Regions from separate parts of the Homo sapiens genome. Here region 1 is linked to region 2. Evidence: read pairs that join two places in POLR2A ChIA-PET (ENCODE). Cell type or tissue: A673. All regions are shown on one strand.

What was found. ChIA-PET counts read pairs that join two places held together with the same protein. Peaks named below come from ENCODE experiments on the same cell type or tissue, not always from the same donor. Only the 100,000 strongest peaks of a DNase experiment are listed, where the experiment ranks them.
Region 1: POLR2A ChIA-PET joins it to region 2 with 6 read pairs; 11 of 35 experiments call an interaction of 5 or more read pairs at or near these places.

Annotation. Positions count from the first base shown.
Region 1 is chr11:851,560-854,059 of GRCh38, reverse strand. All of the region lies in intron 3 of TSPAN4 (tetraspanin 4), which reads right to left. Among named protein-coding and RNA genes, the nearest start is that of TSPAN4, 10 kb to the right of the region's middle. In A673, no CTCF peak of the experiment used is centred here; no DNase peak of the experiment used is centred here.
Region 2 is chr11:782,714-785,213 of GRCh38, reverse strand. GATD1-DT (GATD1 divergent transcript) reads right to left here. Exons shown (of 2, transcript NR_126343.1): 2 at 917-1,684. Among named protein-coding and RNA genes, the nearest start is that of CEND1, 6.1 kb to the left of the region's middle. RefSeq lists enhancers at 732-1,419, 1,420-2,107. In A673, a CTCF peak has its summit at 1,439; a DNase peak (open chromatin) is centred at 1,423; H3K27ac peaks cover 718 bases.

The DNA of each region.
Region 1 (2,500 bases), 69 kb before region 2:
GAGTGTCGCTGGCAGCAGCTGAGCTGACCAGGCAGCACAGAGGCCTGAAGGTGGGGGTCCCAGGGCAGCAGAGCCCCCCACGCCCTCACCATTGCTAACCTGTGTCTGTGTCGGCACCTGCCTTGGACCAGGACACCTCGCTCAGGCTCACGGGCCCTGCACCCAGCCTCCCCCGGAATGAGGCTCCCAGGAGACACCCCGGCCCCACCACAGGCAGCCTGCTTCCCACTCCCCAACCTCTGCAGGGAGGGCTCAAAGGAAGGCTCAGTGGCTGTGCCCCAGCGGAGCTGCCATCACCGGGTGAGGGCCTCTATTTGCTGAAGGCAGGTAGCATGTCCCCAGATGTCCATGGGGTTAGGAGTTGGCACCAGTGCTCTGAACTCTGAAGGCCCCACCGGGTCCCCCACCACCAGGCCAGGACACATCCTACCTCCCCACCCTGGCTGCCCCAGGAACCCTCCCCACTCCACCCAAAGCTGGAGGCTCTGAGCACAGACTCTTGCCAGCAGCCCCACCCTCCCAGACCCCAGCAAAGATGCCTGCCTGGGAAATCCGAACCAACGCTGTAAAGAAATACGTCAATCAGCCTTCTGGAGCGAGCCCCTCCCTTCCCCTCCCAGGTAGGCCCCCAGGCTGCCCCAGGCCGTCAGTGACCAGGGGCCCTAGCCTGACCATGGGTGTGGAGGGGGGCTCAGGCCTGGACCCAAAGAGACCTTGGAAGCCAGGAGTACTGTGAGGGCCTTGGAGGGTCTGCATTTGGAAGAAGGGGGGCTTTGAGGAGAACATGGAGGCAAAGGTGGGAGAGAGGGGTGCCAGGCTGGGGTTAAGGGCACAGGAGAGCAAAGCTAAGGGGCAGCCAGGCAAGCTGGGGGCAGAGGGAAGCTGCACCCTGACCACCGCACACGAGCCAGGCATGGGACCCCACTCCCAGCCCCCCAACCCCTCCCAGTGCCCTGGCCGCACCTGTACCACTTACAGGGCTCAGCCCCTGCCCCCACACCCACAGCCACACCCAGGACGGGCACAGCCCCCCAGTCACACACAACTTTCCTCACCCCACCCCGGCTCCCACCACTGCCCACGGCTCTGGTCACTGGCTGCCCACTGGGGCTCCCCCATGCCCTCCCCACAGGCCCAGCAGGACTCCGGCAGCGGGGGGTCAGGACAGACACACGCGGGGATCTTGAGGTCCCGCCGGGGGGACGTCCCTCCCACCACCTTAACCCCTGAACTTCGCCCCTGAGAAGACGGAGGAGGAGGAGGAGGAGGCCAGGTTGTATCCCCTGGTCTCCCAACGAGTAGGAAATGGAGTGGGCGGCAAAAGCCCCGACAACAGGGGGCTGGCACCCCCAAAAGGAAAGGAGCCCTGGGGAAGGGGAGCGCTAGGCCTGACTCCTGAAATAGCCTCACGCCAGGAGGAGAGGGCTTAGCTCACAGTGACTCAGGGCACAGCAGGCGTGGACATCAGCCCGGGACAGACTCTCCTGGCAAAACCCCCACTCATTCTTATTTCCCCTGCCCCGCCCCCACCCTTAGACCCCCACTGGGCACCAGCCCAGGGTTGGGGGGGGCCAAGGCTGGTGTATGAAGCCAGCGGGGCTCCAGTTTGCTGGACTGGCGGGAAGGTGGTGATTGATTAATAAAAAATAATTGGGGCCGCCTGTAATCCCAGCACTTTGGGAGGTCGAGGCAGGCGGATCACGAGGTCAGGAGTTCGAGACCAACCTGACCAACATGGTGAAACCCTGTCTCTACTAAAAATACAAAAATTAGACAGGCGTGGTGATGCGCGCCTGTAATCCCAGCAATTCGGGAAGCTGAGGCATGAGAATCGCTTGAACCCCAGAGATGGAAGGTTGCAGTGAGCCAAGATCACGCCACTGCACTCCAGGCGACAGAGCAAGACTCTATCTCAAAAAACAAAGATAAAAAAGAGAGAATTGCATTTTCCAGCCCAGAATAGGGTCCCAAGGGGGTTCCTTGTGTGTTCTTTCCCAGGTTGAGGATGGGGGAGTGTGTCTGCCATGCGGTAGGAATGGAGGCTTCTCTGGGGTTCACAGAGCAAAGAGAGGTCCACCTGGGGGTCCTCCATGAGGGCGGGCTGCTCTCAGAGCAGAGAGACCCCCCCTGGGAAAGGACCCTCTTCTTTCTCCCTGAAGGCAGGTGTCCAGGCCACGGAGGACAGGAGGAGGGTGGAGAGGAGAGAGGGCTTCCCCTCCCAGGACCTGCCTGCCTGCCTGCCGGGCCCCCACACCCACTGCCCTTCAGTCATTCTGCCCCGTCCCCCCGTCACAGAAACACTCTGGTCACTCAGCCACCTGCAGCCCACCCCCCACACCCACCAGCTCCAGACCACACCCACACCTCCCACCACCCCTACCTCCAAGGCGCCCCTCAGGCCTGGGCCTCACCCCTCCAGAGCCTCTTGCAGAAAACAAACCCTTGGGTGACCCCTTCTGGAGGTGGATGTCTGGGCCAAGAGCCTCCTTGGGTCACACTC
Region 2 (2,500 bases):
TACATCTTTTCTGGGTTTATTGTATAAACACAAAATCTACTGTCTTAACCATTTTGAAGTGCACAGTTCAGCAGCATCATGCGTATCCATTACCACCGTCCACCTCCAGAATGCGTCATCCCTCCAGAGACTCTGTCCCCATTACACATGGACTCCCCGTCCCCTCCCCTTAACCCCGGGCACCCACCACCTATCTTCTGCCTCAATGGCTCTCCCAAATCTAGCATTGCAGATAAATGGTATCGTGTAACATCTGTCCTTTCAATTGGCCTATTTCACTCAGGGTCCACCCATGCTGTAGTCTATTCAACTTCCCTTCCTTTTTATTTTATTTTTTGAGACGGAGTCTCGCTCTGTCGCCCAGGCTGGAGTGCCGTGGCGCAATCTTGGCTCACTGCAACCTCTGCCTCCTGGGTTCAAGGGATTCTCCTGTCTCAGCCTCCCAAAGTGCTGGGATTACAGGCGCACGCCACCACGTCCGGCTAGTTTTGTATTTTTTAGTAGAGATGGGGTTTCACCATGTTGGCCAGGTTGACTCGAACTCCTGACCTCTGGTGATCCACTCACCTTGGCCTCCCAAAGCGTTGGGATTACAGGCATGAGCCACTGTGCCCAGCCCAACCTTCCCTTCCTTTTTATGGCTGATAAAAGGATGGAAAAAAGGAAAGGAGAAAAAAAAAAAAAAAGAAAGAAAGCTCCTGGCTATTTGGGTCTCACCATTTGATTTTTCCTCTTTGTGCCATTTGTGCAATTTTTTTTTTCTTTTTTGACAGAGTCTCACTCTGTTGCCCAGGCTGGAGTGCAGTGACACGATCTTGGCTCACTGCAACCTCTGTCTCCCAGGTTCAAGCGATTCTCCTGCCTCAGCCTCCCGAGTAGCTGGGACCACAGGAACTCGCCACCACAGCCGGTTAATTTTTTTTTTTTTTTTGTATTTTTAGTAGAGATGGGGTTTCACCATGTTGGCCAGCCTAGTCTCGAACTCCTGTCCTCAAGCGATGCACCTGCCTCGGCCTCCCAAACTGCTGGGATTACAGGCGTGAGCCACTGCTCTCGGCCTGTGCGTTTTTTCTTTGCGGGAATGCTCCTCACTTGTTGCATTTCTTGCGGTGTTTTGCATCCCGAGCCCTTTGCCGCTTGCAGCATCCAATTATCTCCTCCAGTCAGCAGCCACTTGCCTTCCAGTGTTTCTGGAGCACAGACGTTCCAAAAACCCGAGTTTATCAAATTGGAACCATTCTCCCATTACCGAGTAAGCTTTTAGATTCGTGGGCAGAAGGATATCCTGCCACGTTCGAGTCTCATGTTCCTGGCATTTACTCACGCGTAGGCGTCTCATCCATCTGGCACTTAGGTTGTGTGTGGAGCGAGCCAGGGGTCTCACGTTTCTTGCCCATGAGATGGGACGGCCCCAGCGCCAGGGAGTGGATGGTCCTCTGCCAGCCCGCAAGGCGGCGCCAGCTCCTGCTCCCGCTTCCCAGCACAGCCTGTTCTGAGCCAGGCCCCACCGCCTGCGACTGTGGCTCTTTGTCATGTACTCACCTCCTTATTCCTCTCTTTAATCTCCCGCAGGTGCTCAGCTACTGGCTTCCCTCCCGGGACGAGGTCGGAGTCTCCGCCTGGGATTCTGAGGCGTGGCTTTTGCTTCACAGTGCCCCTAAACCTCAGTAGTGTAGGAAACTTTCTGAAAGGAAAACAAATTCTCAGGGATGCCCAGAACTTATCAGTTCACTTTTATTACAGAACACTTTTTTTTTTTTTTTTTGAGACGGACTCTTGCTCTGTTGCCCAGGCTGGAGTGCAGTGGCGCGATCTCGACTCCCGGGTTCACGCCATTCTCCTGCCTCAGCCTCCAGAGTAGCTGGGACTACAGGCGCCCACCCCCACGCCCGGCTAATTTTGTTATTTTTAGTAGGGACGGGGTTTCACCACGTTAGCCAGGATGGTCTCAAACTCCTGACCTCAGGTGATCCGTCCACCTCAGCCACCCAAAGTGCTGGGATCACAGGCATGAGCCACACGCCCGGCCTCAGAACACTTCTAAGGTCTAAACAAATACCAGATATAAAATGTATATAAAAAGGTCACGCTGTGAAGTCAAATCGCTTATAAGGAAATCTGGAAAACGGGAAAAAAGCAGGAAAGCTCCAACGCGCAGCATCATCTCTGGGGACAGAGGTGTCCACGGGTCTGGGGTCCGGGGACTGTCTGAGGCAGGCTGTGCCCCCCAGGCTCTGCGGGAACTCCCTGGAGACCCGCAGCTCTGAGCCTTGCTGGGAACCTGCACCAGCATCTCAAGTCCCCCATCCTCGTGTTAGCAGCCAGTGACACACGTGGCTTCCTAGGGTGCACGTAGTATTTATCACCCAGTGCAGAACGGGGTGAGCTAGGGGGAGGTTTCTCTGTTTTCCTCTCCAGCATCCCCTCCCCACTGCTGAGAGGGTGCGACTCCTCTCCCGGGACTCCCACCCTAGTGCATTCTTGGTGAGGCTGCTGATCA